Regions from separate parts of the Homo sapiens genome. Here all the other regions are linked to region 1. A link is a contact called in ENCODE Hi-C or POLR2A ChIA-PET data. All regions are on one chromosome and are shown on one strand. The core of a region is the stretch at or near the end of the contact, and the rest is flanking DNA. Distances in the headings are between cores, read along the strand shown.

Region 1 (4,715 bases), core at 903-3,402:
AACACTGAATTCAACATTTGTAAGCATTCTGGTTTTTGAATCATAGAAATGTTTGATCTGCAGCACTTGACATTAGATTGCTTTTAGGAAGCAAAATGGACTCAAACTTCAGTCATTTCTAATAATAGTAAGAGCCTATTACAGTTTATGAAGTGCTTCATAGCTCTTACTTTGTTTTATCCTTATAATCCTGTGGAGTAGAGAGTGCAGGTCTCATTACCCCCTCTTTAATGTGAGAGCATTGATTTGTGCTTGTAATATTAGCTTTATTTAGGCATTAGAATGACCAATATTTTAACATGGGCATTTCTGTTGAGTCTTCAGACTTGAAGGTAATTCATTTGAAATAATCTTATAAGATCATATCATATGACTTCTTGTACATCTTTTAAATAACAACATGAAGAGCTTTCAAGTAGTTCTGATTTTTATTATGATCAGTGATTTTTTAAATAGGTATATTACAGATAAGTAAGTTTTGCTATCTAGCACTGTATCAAAGAATAGCTATAAATGAGCTCCTTGATCTCCCTCAATAATAAAATTTAGACTAGTAACTGGAATTAGTGCTATTAAAATTCAGACATAGTATCACTTTACTTTGAAATGCACCTAAGTTGAGAAATTTTGATGCAAATTTGAAATTGCCTTTGAATCACTGAGTGCCAGATTAAACATAGCACTTTTACCCACCAGTTCTAAAGGGCTATCTGTAAATTGAAAGCACAAATGTTGAAGGCAGTAAAACATTCTAGAATGTGCAAGTTGGCCCTTTCATTGCCAAAGAAGTAAAGTTTCTGGAAAGCAGGAAGACATTAAAAAACAAAAACAGAACTCAACACCTTTTAAAGTGATGGATGTGATGTCAAACAAGGTGCTCATTGGACTCTACTCCATTTCCTTTCCTCTGCAAGCTGCTCTGTCCTTCTGCCTCCAGCCTCCTGACAGTCCCTGTCATTGCTGGTGAGAGGTGATGTGTATGGCTGATGTGATGGGGGAAGGAAGGGATAAGAGAGGAAAACTACTGTTTTGTCTTCTTCATAGCTGTAAATTATTTTCTTGAGAAACGCAATTGCAGAATTTGTTCATAAAAATACCATGCTTGGTTGGTTTAGAGAAATAAAAGATCAGGAGGGACTAGAGAAATATTTCAAATGAAACTTTCATCTTTGGATTTTGTGTGTGTGTGTGTGTGTGTTTTGGTGAGAAGTTTTATTGTTTTGGGTCTTAGAGGTCCCCCCACAACAAAGTTTATTCTAAAACAAGTTTTTACTGCTTTGACTTATCTTAGATTGAAGCTAGTCTGTTGATTCAAACACATGAATACGTTTTTTTTTCTTACAAAATATGTTGAGCATTATATATTTTTGTTGACAATTTACAAGACGGAAAAATTAGGGAAGCAACAAAACTTTTCACAAAATATAGTTTGTTGGATAACAGCAAATTTGGATATTTTTAGGAAGAGTTGGATAATTTCCCTCAATTCGTGGGATGGCTGTTGTCCACTTTTGCACATGTTCTGCCTCCTGTCTGAGGCATTCACAGCTGGCTTTGGATTTCTGTGTCTCCTAAAGCTTCTGTGAATCTGAAAAGTCATTTCTGAAACTGTGGTCTGCGGCTGGGAGCAGTGGCTCATGCCTGTAATCCTAGCACTTTGGGAGGCTGACACGGGCAGATTGCTTGAGCCCAGAAGTTGGAGACCAGCCTGGCCAGCATAGTGAGACTATGTCCCTATTTCATAAAAACAAAGAAAAGAAAAATAAAATTATGGTCCAATTAACAAAATAATTGTTAAAATTAGGAAAAATGTCCTTGATCAAATCTGTTTGGGGTGAGCTGCATATGTGCATCTCTCCCATCTCCCCCCAGCCAGTAGAATCTCAATGTTCATTAGCTAATGATTAAAAGCTCTTGGTCTTCTGCTGTTAAAATTAAATCTGCCATTACATCTCCCAGATTTACTAGATTAAGAACAAATTTTGGACTCTGTGGAACATAAGTTGGGGAAATGTTGGTATATTAGCTGTCTGTTGCTGTGTAAAAAATTACCGCAAAATAAGCTGCTTAAAATAGCACTGGTTTATTGTCTCAGTTTCTGTGTGGTAAGAGTCTGAGTATGGCCTAGCTGGGTGCCTCTGCCTCCAGGTGTCCCTTCAGTCTGCACAGTCAGCTAGGCCTTCTCTTGTTTCATCTGAATGCTCCACTGGGAAAGGATCTACTTCTGAGCTCACATGGCTGTTGGCAACATTCTGTTTTTTGAGTCTCTTGGACTGCGAGCCTCTCACAGACACTCAAAGGAAGAATATTCCACAACAAAGTGAATATGAATAGGCAAGGGAGTCATGGGAACCACCTTAGCGTTTGCCAACCATTGTTGGTATCAAAAGTACTGTCCAATTATGTCGTGGTGATTAAACTATGTGATATGGTTTTCCATAAGGAATAACAGTTGGCTGGGCATGATGGCTCATGTCTGTAATCCCAGCACTTTGGGCGACTAAGGCAGGCAGATCCCTTGAGCTCAAGAGTTCAAGACCAGCCTGGGAAACATGGTGAAACCCCAACTCTACAAAAAATTAGCCAGGATTGCCTGAGCCCAGGAGGTCGAGACTGCAGTGAGCCATGATCTTGCCACTGCATGCCAGCCCAGGTGACAGAGTGAAACCCTGTCTCAAAAAAAAAAAAAAAAAATTGTTAGCATGTAGTGCATGTCAGCAGCTACCTTAGGGTGTAAAGATTTATAAACGGTATTGATAATGATGATGATTAATGATAGTACAGGTGATGATAAGGAAGCCTTATTGGTTGTTGCTCATGTGAAACACTAGGGTAAGCACTTTGCCTGTAGTATCTTTTCAAATCTTCACATAGTCTCCTTTTCTATATAACAGTTCGAGAAGTTATGTAAACAGAGGGCTGTAGATTGTTTTCAAACAGCTCACTGAGAAAATAGACAATTTATATCACTAACTATATTGTATGACAAGTAACTTCTTTATATAGAATGGCAGACCAGAAAAGGACACTGCACTTTTTGCTTGGGAGATTTAGAGAGAAAGACCTAAAGAATTATTTTCAAGGTCCAAATAGGATTTCATGAAGTTTTAAGACAAGGACAGAGACAGGGCTCAGTATAAGTAAAGGTAGGTAAGGTTTATGTTATGGTAATATTTCATAATCCTCCACTAGTAACATTCCAGAAGACAGAGCTTTTGCTGTGTAGCCATGAGCAGAAATGTTGATGTTCATGTGGACAGCAAAGCTGGAGAGTAGATTGTCAACAAGGTGGTAGCAACAGTAACAGATGGCAATTATTTGATTATATTTTTTATTATTTATTTATTCCCAGCCTCTTTCCAAAATGGCTCTGAAGCAGCTGCTGATCTGACGCTCCACTCGCTTTATTCTTATTTAGCCTGCAGGCTGTGCTAGGCAGACTTGTTTCCATCCAGCACATGCTCTCACTCCAGTTGCAGTCTCCAAGCTCCAACCTTCATCATGTGCCCCTGGAAAGGCGGTCAGTGCCCAGGAGGCCTTGGGGCGTGAGAGCAGTGGCACAAGAGGGTTTCAGCATGTGTTTCTCTGGCCTCCTATCAGCTGGAACCTGCTGCCAGTCAGGCGGGACTTAGGCCAGGACCAGTCCCTGCCCAGATATGCCCCTGGGACTATGGCAGAGCCCTGAGCCAGGTGCCAGCAATGTACAGTTTGCCATGTACAGGGCCAGTTGGCAGATCAAAGGAGGCCAGCCTGAGTGAATAAGTCCTGGTCCCATTTACCAGTCCTCTGGGATAGAAGGAGAGTGATAGCCAAGGCTCACAGCAACAACTGGGGATGAAAATCTAGGAACCTGTGTCTTTTCTGGAAGTCCTTCCCTTGAGCAGAGATGGCAGCAAAAAGGCAGGCTCCTTTTGCAGTGAACTTTAGTTTTAAAAGCATGGTATCAAGGAATTGGAAGTCCAGTATTTCTTCTAACTTTGTCACCAGTTAGTTTTTTTATTTTGGACAAGTCACTTAAATGGACAGTTGTGTTTTCTGTAAATTAAAAAACTAAGAATGAATTCAGTGATCTATTTTAGCTTTAAGTTATGGTTTTAATGTTTTTAAATGTTCCTTAAAAACTATTATTTTAGGTAAGTTATTCCATTCCCTACCAGATACAGATGTAGATGTATAGATACATACACCAAATTTGTGGTTGTTTCTTTAAAAATACTTTTGCTAACTTCAAACTAAACTGCTTGGCTCATGAAAAATTGAAGAAATTCAACAAATATAGAATTATTCGGACTGCCAGCCTTATATGGAATGGAGATTTTATTGTCTTCATGTATTGTCTTGTTTATTTTGTAATGCTATCACAGGATAGTACAGACTAGGTAATTTATAAGGAATAGAAATTTATTTCCTCAATCCCCTGGAAGCTGACATGTCCAAGAGCAAGAGGCCAGCCTCTGGTGAAGGCCTTCTTGCTGTGTCATCCAAGGGCAGCAGGTAGAAGGACAAGAGTGGGCAAGAAAGAGAGACAAAAGAGGCCCAAACTCACTTTTTTATATGGAACCCACTCCCAAGATAATGAACCAACTCCTGCCATAATGCCATTAATCCATTCATGAGGGCAGAGCTCTCATAACCTGATCAGATTTTAAATGTCTCTCTTCTTAATACTACTAAAATGGCAAGTAAATTTCAACATGAATTTGAGAATTGATAAA
Region 2 (4,715 bases), core at 1,531-4,030, 220 kb before region 1:
TATATGGGATAGACAGCAGTTTTTCCTCATATGATGACATGAATCAAGTTCCTATATGGACATCGTAATAAATACTTTAGATATACTAAAATAGCCTATGGGAAAGGGCAAGGAATAAGGAATAGAAATGCACTGAGAGGAAGAGTTATGGATATATTATATATTATTTTCATATATTTATCTATGGATGTATTATAATTGAGATGCTAAGATTTTCACATCAATTCTTTGCTGATAGCAGCATTCAGCTGAAATAATTGGAAGCTGGGCCATGGCTTTTGTCATTATTAACATTTGAATTTCACCCACTGTACTTGTGTCTCCTTTCTCTATTTTACTTCATAAGCAAAGACTGATCATGTTGAGGTCTTCTTACAGAGTCAGAGACTCTTAGAGCTGGCAGGTACTTTAGAAATTGTGTTATTTAATTGGTTCATTATCATTCATTAGCCAACGTGAGAGGGAAACTCAGTCTCCTGCTGCCCGCCATGGGCCTTCTTTTACTCCCCACCCCTGTTTTCAGTGGAAACAACCAGAAAACCCCAAGTATCCTCTGAGTTTGACAGAAATAGTAGAGGGTGTAAATTTGATGCCACATTAAGAAGTTTTCCGTTGGATGAGGTAAGCCTAGCTTCATCAATACAGCTTTCTGTTTCTCAGATTTCTTCCTGATACTGCTTCCATAAATCCAGATGGTTTTTCTGAGGGGACCCTTTTTAGAAAGCCAAGTTAAGGCCTCAGTGCTGTTCATTTATTTTCTGTCGACCATTTTGACAGTTCTTACACTGGGTCAGTCAGCAGTTTATATCCATGCTTTTAACTCACTATCCAGGGGACCCAACCATTTATAGAGGAAGAAGATTCAACATAGCAATATCCAATACCTGAGTCTTCCCAAATAAGCCTGCTCCTTCTTAATGGGTCTTGCTTTCTATCCCCCTAACTGTTTTTCTGTCCTCCTAACTGTTTTTCTGTTATGGCCTGACTTTTATTATGAGACTAATTCAGAATCAGATTAATCAAATGCATGTTAAATTTGAGTGGTAGGTTTGTGGGGAGAGAGGGAAGATGGGCCAGAAAACCTTAAACCAGTGAGCAGTTATTTTGCACAGCTTTGGAAGTACTTTTTTTTTTTTTTTTTCATCAGGAGAGATAAGAGAGAATGGAGAGAAATGGAGAGAATTGCAGATAAAGTTGTTTTTTGTTTACTTCTCTCATGATGTAAGTCCCAGGGGACATGTACGAAAGACAATACAGTGGTCAAGAGCTTGTGCTTTGTATTCAGAGTCCTGTAATCAATCCCATCTCCTGTGTTTATTTTCTGTGTGGCCTTGGACATGTTACTTAATTCATGTGTGCCTCAATGTAACCATCTGCAAAATTGAGATAATACTAGTCACCTTTCTTATGAGGTTGTTGTAGAGATTAATTGGGAAGCTATTTTTAAAGCATTTTTATAGTAATTTATGTAATAAGAGCTCAACAAGTTAGCCATCATCATCATTGTCATCTCATCTAGAAATCCTTGATTTCCATCTCTTTTCTATCAGCTGCATTATATCTTGCCCAAGATCCTTCTGTAGTTTGACTATAGAGCATATGTAATTATTTCTTAGTGTTATTGAGTCTGAGTGGATAAAAGGAGGATGTAACAGAAAGCTCCAATATCCTGTTTATCATCTGGCAGACTTTGGAAGGGTAAATGTTCTTTAGACTTACTTTTCGGCCCAGTTGATAACACATTTGCCCCAGCAGCTTATTCCTCAGGTAAATGAAATCTTGCTAAAAATACAAAGTTGACAGTGAAACGCTTCTGGAAGCACTGGGGTTTGTTTTCCGGTGACAGACAAACAGCAGGATGTGTGTATCCCACTGCTGTGCTCTATTCACCTTGCATCTCTCAGGCAGGATTTGGTATTGACTTTTCTCAGCTACAGGAAAGGTTTACAGAACTGGTCTTCATGAAATCAGTTAGGAGTGTTATTAATGGGTTACTGTCAAATTTATTATTGCTGAAATTTTGGCTCTTTATAATAGATGAATCAATTGTTAAAGCAACATTGAAAGATACTTCCATTTTCTCCTCAAAGGTTCATTGTTCCCAGTGTTCCTCTTCATAAGCTCTGTGTGGTTAGTGACCCATATATGATTCTCTGAAAATGTTAAGAGCTTCAAAAGTCAATTCTATATTGAGTGATGCCCTATATTTTCCTGAACACTTTGATGGAGTTTGCATCTAGATTTATTTTATAAGAAGAAAAACATTAAACTTTTAAACTTTATAACATCATTCTTGACATCAACCACTAAATTATTATCCAAGCACTAATAATACATTTATATTTTATTAAAAAGATGGCTATTGTAGATTTGGAGATGTATGTTGTATTTATATAGCCATCTGTTTCGGAGTAAGAAGATAGTACACAATTTTATTTCTCCTTTAGGGAAGGAATTTAAAAATATTTATAATCTTTATTTTTAAACGCTGTTCATATGGTTACTGGGGGAAAGAATTCAGATCCTAAAGGATCAGTCATATCTCCAGTAGTGTTTTCTCTTCAGTTTTCATGTTTTAATGTTATTGCACCTTCTGGATGCTGTATTTTACATGAGGGACAGAATAGTGAGCTACAGATATTTGAAAGGTGTAGACATGAAGGAAGAACTGGCCTGGTTTAGTACAAAGAAGCCAGGGGTGGTTTAGTGAAACTCAAAAGTGAAAACAAACAGAATTCAGAAGGCACTTGAGACTGTCTTTTGCACGGCCTTTGAGACAAGTGAGCTTCTGCAGTCCCTGTGATGTTTAAAAATACCCCTCAAACATTAAGCATATGTGTGTATAGGTAGAAAGCGTCCTGGACCATATTATTGATTTCAAGTCTATGAATCTGAGATCAGCCTCTTGTGTTTATTAGTGGTTAGTGCTTCTGACATGGTAGACATTTTTAGTTTTTAAATCAGAGTAGTTAACAGTCAGTCCCCTTCGCCAGCTTAGTTCATACTGCTATATGTTGTGGAGTCCTTTGGAAATACACTCTGTTTTCCCCTTTTCAGGTAGAACCCAAGGCAAAACCTAAAAAAGAAAAGCTATATTTAAACCTGTAAATCCTGTGGGAGAGGGAGAAAAAGTTTTTATTTGCAGGAATAGACCTTTTTTTTTTTTTTTTTTTCTAGAGTAAGAGTTTTAAGGGAATAGTGTCTTGATGAAGAAACTAATTAGCCATGCAGTGTGAGCCACTGTGTAGCTTGATTTTTCTATTTTGTAGAGAATAGGTATTCCATTTCCCCAGTGCAGCTATGGGAATTTTGTAGATTGGAAAACGCTGTGTTTTGTAGAATCTCAAAACAAAGTCACCCGCTTGCTCTGCTTGGAGCTTCTCATCTCTTGTGTCCCATTTCTGAGCCCTTTGGCTATAAATGTTTTGTTGAGGGGTGGGGGGAATATAGATATCAATTTTAATATTTCACCTCTTAACACGTACCATTTGGTCGTATGATATGAATTCTGCACTCCTGACTCTGTCTTTTTTCCATGATGGCATTTTAACCAGCATATAATTGTGGATGTCAACTGGAAGTCAGAAAATGTACATACCTTCTTCTTTCTCTTGTTGACCTTTTTGGGATATTTAATGTTTTTAGTGGAAACAGTGTCTGAAAGACATCTCATCTGGCTTTTCACATAATCAGAGTAGGATTTAACTGGAGTGGGAAATGTTCAGTTATGCCATTTGGGCCAAAGACTCCCCTCACACCCACACCAAAGGAGGACCTGTTTTAGGATACATGGTACTCTTCACAAATTTAAGTTCCTTTTCAAATTTCTTTTCTAGATCCTGAGGTGACTTCCTTCTAAGTTTTTCCTCCAAAGCTACCAAATAAACCCTAGTAAGTAGTAAGCAAAGCAAGATTCTGAATTCAATTCTACTTAGGATAATTTTGTAGTAATTGTTTTTATAGATATGATGGCTAGCAGCAAAACAATGTTCCTATATTAGAGACACATACATCTATAAATTTCTATGCAGGAAGTAATGTCATATATGCTGCTATAACCCATGTATATTCTTTCTTCTCTACTCATCACTCATTCCAATTCCATGGTTGTTTAAATTCATAAACATATTGGATGTATATTATTGCACATTTTATTTCAGAGCTGAAAATATATTGAGTTATCTGATAACTACCGTGAACTTTTGAGATAAGTTTGAGTAAAATATGTTACCGAAGGAGTAGTAAAATTTTTATCACTCATTGTACACAGAGACTGAAACAAATTTTCCCTCTAAATTTGCCCTCTCTACAATCACAATCTCTTATTGGACCATAACAGCAGAATATATCATTACATGGTTTAGTGCACCATGTCTCAAATTTCAAGGTGCACACAAATCACCCAGGGATCTTGTTAAAATTCAGATTCTGACTTGGTAGAACTGCAGTGGGTCTGAGATCCCAGTGATTCCCGTGCTGCCAGTCTGCAAGCAGCAAGGGGTTAACTTTTCCAGATGAAATTCTGGTCACAATGCTAACTACATTCTGAAAAACTTATACAGACAACTAACAATAGGGCTGGTTGTTAGTAATTCTACCCTTGCTATGAGTGCTCATTAAAACCTTACGTTAAATTTATCATTATGATTTGGACAAAATGAAGAAGTATAGGCATCAAAATGAAGAAGTATAGAAGTCAGGAAGTATAGGCATCT
Region 3 (4,715 bases), core at 1,108-3,607, 200 kb before region 1:
GTCCAGTCTAGACCCTGTTTGCCTGGGTATCACGAGCAGAGGCTGCACAACAGCAAAGATTGCTGCCTGTTCCTTCGTCTGGAAGCTTCATCCCAGAGGGTCACCCACCAGATGCCAGCCAGAATTATCCTGTATGAGTTTCCGTCGGTCCCCACTGAGAGGTGTCTCCCAGTCAGGATACATGGGGTTCAGGGACCCACTTGAGGAGGCAGTCTGTCCCTTATCAGGGCTTGAACACTGTGCTGGGAGATCCGCTGCTCTCTTTAGAGCTGTCAGGCAGGGATGTTTAAGTTCTGCTGAAGCTGCGCCCACAGCCGCCCCTTTCCCCCGTTGCTCTGTCCCAGGGAGATGGGGGTTTTATCTCTAAGTCCCTGACTTGGGGCTGCTGCCTTTCTTTCAGAAATGCCCTGCCCAGAGAGGAGGAATCTAGAGAAGGAGTCTGGCCACCAGCGGCCTTTGGCCTGGCCTTGCTGAGCTACAGTGGGCTCTGCCCATTTCAACCTTCCCGATGGCTTTGTTTACACTGTGAGGGTAAAACCACCTACTCAAGCCTCAGCAAAGGCGATTCTCCCACCCCCACCTAGCTTAAGCGTCCCAGGTCGACTTCACACTGCTACGCTGGCAGCGAGAATTTCAAGCCAGTGGATCTTAGCTTGCTGGGCACCGTGGAGGTGGGACCTGCCGAGCCAGACCACTTGGCTCCCTGGCTTCAGCCCCCTTTCCAGGGGAGTGAACGGTTCTGTCTCCCTGGCATTCCAGGTGCCACTGGGGTATGAAAAATAAACTGCTGCAGCTAGCTCGGTGTCTGCCCAAACGGCTGCCCAGTTTTGTGCTTGAAACCCAGGCCCTGGTGGCCTAGGCACCGGCGGGAATCTCCTGGTCTTCCGGTTGCAAACACTGTGGTAAAAGCACAGTATCTGGGCCAGAGTGCACTGTTCCTCCCGGTACAGTCTCTCATGGCTTCACTTGGCTGGGGGAGGGAAATCCCTTTACCCCTTGCGCTTCCTGGGCAAGGCGATGCCCTACCCAGCTTTAGCCCTCCGTGGGCTGCACCAACTGTCCAACCAGTCCCAGTGAGATGAACCGGGTACCTCAGTTGGAAGTGTAGAAATCACCTGCCTTCCGTGTTGATCTCGCTGGGAGCTGCAGATGGGAGCTGTTCCTATTTGGCCATCTTGCCAGCAAATCCTGTCTGCTGCCTTTTTGTTCTCTCCCCTGTTGTGATAAGAAGGGGTACTTTATTATGTTTTTGTTTTTTTTTTTTTTTTTTTTTTTTGGTAGAAAGGTTAATTTCCACTGGATTCTGAATTGGGCAGAAAATGGAAACATTAACACTTTTTGCATAACGCCATTTTACATCCCCTGCAGCAGTGTAAAGATTTGATCAGTTAATTCCCATGGGAAGCATGGGAAAACAAGGGAGCCTTATAGACACGGGTGTTATTTTTAACAATGCTTAGAGGATGTAACAATGACTGATAAGCATCAAAGGAAGACCCTGTTTCCTTAAGGGTCACCATGATTTATGTCATACTTTTATTTTATCATTATTTCTTTTAAAATATTAGTTATCTTTTATAGGCTCCAAGAGTAGAGCTGAAAAGGAAGGAAAATGTGATAGAAGTGTGGCATTGCAGCCACTGTTTTAATGAGGAAAGCATTGTTTTTTGGAAATACTGTGGTAGAAACTATTTTAAAATATCATGCCTTCCCAGCCGTATACATCTATATGCTCTTCACATACAGGCCATTATATATTAGGAGCCTTGACTGAAATCAAGGAACCAAGAATGCCTTGACCTCAGTGGCCATCATGCTAATGTAACTGGCTGATTGGTTTTTTTCTTCAGATAGTGGCACTTTAAAATTCACGCAAAATATAAAGAATGAGGTTTTATTTATAGTGGTATATTTTAAGAGGGTGTTTAAGAGGTTTTTAAATTTGTTTCAGATGTATATTGAGTGCCCACTTTTCCTAGGACTAGTTCCTGTGTGGTGTTTAATACCGTCACTGATGTGACAAACCTTCCCTCCCCTATTCCTGCCACCTCCTCTAACCCAGCTGTGCTCCTCAGTAGCTGCAGTTCTTGGGAGTACTACAGGAGATTTCCTGTCTTGCTGGACCAATTTAGAAGGGATTTCATTGAGTTATGCTGTCATAAGCTGATCTTAAAGAGGGCATATTTTCAGAAACTCATATTTAGGTTAAGGTCCTCTCTACATTCCACAAATTGCTCCAAATTTACCTCTTTTCATCACCATAAAAATCTATATCCCATGATAGGCAGGCCTAATCTGGGAGATGTGGGAGGAGGGTGCAAACCTGCAAATGAGAGTTTCACTTCTGTTTTTAGATACTTGTTCTTAAGGTGTGGTTGGTGTGTCATCTTGGCGTTACTTCCTCTTCTGGGGAGTGGAAAATTCCCAGATTAGAACCAAGCCCCCTTGACAGGTTGTTACCATGTGTGGTGTTTGGATCCATACCTCTGCACAGCACCTAGATCTATTTTATAACCAAGTTACCTATCAATGATGCATTACCTTAGTGTGGCTGTAATAGGGCTATCAATGCTGGGTGATAAAGCTTGTTCTGGAGATCAAAGGCAAAATAAAAATTAGCCCAGTCAGGTTTGACTTTAAATCCTTATTTAATGGAGTCACGTGGTTCTGATTGAATCCTTCCTCTCTCACCCTCATACCCACTCTCACAATTACAGTATAATGTGCTGGAGAAGTGATTCTCCATTGTGGTTTTCCTCAATTCAGGGGGTACTCAACAATCTTAAGCAAGGGGTTATGTGTGAGGGTTAAAATCAGTTTTCAATGAAGTCAGTATGAAGCTATGGACATTCTTACTGGATATCAGGGTATCATTACAGTGAACACTGAAGTATACTCATGAAGTTTATAAAAATTGCAGTTCAGACACCCATCCTTGCTTCTGTGAGTGGGGTTTCAATAGAAGATAGACCGAAGCATGTTTAATATTTCCTCTATGTGGGTGAGGGTTAGGACTCTGTGTGAATATTCCACCAGTGTAATAGTAACAAAGAAAATAATTCTCAATTCTGATAATCTTGGCTTGAATTCTAGTTCTGCCAGTAACTATAGGATTTTAGATGAGTTACTTTATTTTTCCAGTCTATAAATTATTCATGTTCAAATGGGGATAGTAATAGAACCAACCTCATGGTGGTATTATAGAGATTAAGTTTATGTAATACATATAAAATGATTAGCTTAAGGTCTGATACATAATTACTTGATATTAGCTAGTTGTTATTATTATTACACAGACAATGAACTAGAGCTGTCAAGGGTTAAGAACACCTCTATGGCAGGGTGACAAACATTGTTCAGCTGGAACATTATGTGCACTTTTCATTATCCATGTCAGTGTTCCCCTCCGCTGGCCCAGATAATTGACGGTTCTCTATACTTTTATTCAGTTTTTTAAAAAAGTGTTAACATCATCTCATTAAATTTCACATCTCTATGCAGTTAGTGTCTGTTAGAAATTGCTGATTAGCCCTCTGTATTTCCACGTCTCTAAAGTGGTATCTCAAGCCTACACTCTAAGTAGGGAAGCGATAAGCAGAGAATAGTTGTCCCATAAAGCTGTTTCTCATCCATCCACACACCTGACATCAAAAAGCCAAAGATAATGTTTAAGGTTGACTACACCTTGGTTTGATCCAGTATCTTTATTTAAATGTGATGATTTAATAAAGTTGCAAGGAAAAAAAGACAAAGGACTCCACTTTAATTATAAACAAAAATCTCTCCTTCTGAATTATTCTTTTTTTTTTACTTATTTGATGGGAAGAATTTTATTATTGACCTCTTTAAATATTTGGCATTTGGATTCTTTATTTATGTGTACAGTAATTACAGATCAGACCATTTCTGCATACTTAAAATAGGAGACTCACTTTATAAGAATCTAACTCTCAAAGCGGAGACTGTCTCTTAGATGCATCCTATTCCATAGGACTGTTGTTTTGTAGACTAGGAAAAGTTTTAGAGAGAATTACATGCCTTTGATTCTTCCTATGGAGTCAGCATGATTGATTTGTAAGTTACAGTGTATTTCCACAATGTCTACCTGTCAGTTTCACAGGGCAGATAATATTGATTTTTTTACCACAAAATGTGGCAAAGTATTAATTTTCTGCCATTGTAGTGTTAACAGAATATAGAATACAACCGTAGCAGTTAATGCATCCAAACCCAGTTAGTTAGATAGACTACTTTGTACCATTGGCATCTTCCTTTACTAAATCTTTCTTGTGAATGAATGGAGATTGTTTTTATTAAAATTTTTTTTGTTTTTCTAATTTCCTCAGTTCAGTTTTTTCAAGTAGTAAGTTTAATATGGTCTATGTCTTAAAAATAACTACATTAACTCTTTTATACAAAACTATCTATGTAGAGTGAATATATCGTTTTTAGAAAATTATTTGTGCCTTTCCAGAAAGAGAAAATTTTGGCTTCCTGTTCTCTTGCCAAGTGGTGACTGTGTCTTATACTTACTCTAAGTAGTCATTAGCAGTTTATCTCCTAATAAGAATAAAAAGGTAATTTTCCGCTGCTGTGTTTTTCTTTAACTTAGATTGCATTCATTCTTAAAGGAGCACAAAAGCAAACACACAGACCTCTCATTCTGATTTTAAATAATTTAGAGTGGAACTGTGAACACAATATTTTCCCCATTG

What was found. Hi-C counts contacts between places; a loop is a spot of excess contacts on that map. ChIA-PET counts read pairs that join two places held with the same protein, here RNA polymerase II (POLR2A). Pooled maps may share reads with other maps.
Region 2: a loop to region 1 is called in a map with no recorded cell type, with 4 times the contacts of the local background. The contact joins two enhancer-like sites. A Hi-C loop is called at or near these places in 2 of 168 maps with a recorded cell type or tissue (GM12878 and OCI-LY7), 34 of 37 single-sample maps with no recorded cell type and 8 of 50 pooled maps. POLR2A ChIA-PET finds 5 or more read pairs at or near these places in 2 of 52 experiments (GM12878 and OCI-LY7).
Region 3: a map with no recorded cell type shows a loop between it and region 1 (7-fold over the local background). The contact joins two enhancer-like sites. A Hi-C loop is called at or near these places in 7 of 37 single-sample maps with no recorded cell type and 4 of 50 pooled maps. POLR2A ChIA-PET finds 5 or more read pairs at or near these places in 1 of 52 experiments (Caco-2).

The regions. Positions count from the first base shown.
Region 1 is chr7:90,930,604-90,935,318 of GRCh38, forward strand. All of the region lies in intron 8 of CDK14 (cyclin dependent kinase 14), which reads left to right. Among named protein-coding and RNA genes, the nearest start is that of FZD1, 330 kb to the right of the region's middle. Within about 2 kb of position 2,153, at least 3 of the 41 ENCODE cell types and tissues checked have a DNase peak (open chromatin) inside an H3K27ac peak, as active enhancers do; they include GM12878 and OCI-LY7, where a contact is called at or near this core.
Region 2 is chr7:90,712,504-90,717,218 of GRCh38, forward strand. The region is part of intron 2 of CDK14 (cyclin dependent kinase 14); the gene reads left to right. Among named protein-coding and RNA genes, the nearest start is that of CDK14, 120 kb to the left of the region's middle. Within about 2 kb of position 2,781, at least 2 of the 41 ENCODE cell types and tissues checked have a DNase peak (open chromatin) inside an H3K27ac peak, as active enhancers do; they include GM12878 and OCI-LY7, where a contact is called at or near this core.
Region 3 is chr7:90,735,099-90,739,813 of GRCh38, forward strand. All of the region lies in intron 3 of CDK14 (cyclin dependent kinase 14), which reads left to right. Among named protein-coding and RNA genes, the nearest start is that of CDK14, 140 kb to the left of the region's middle. RefSeq lists an enhancer at 2,248-2,537. Within about 2 kb of position 2,358, at least 4 of the 41 ENCODE cell types and tissues checked have a DNase peak (open chromatin) inside an H3K27ac peak, as active enhancers do.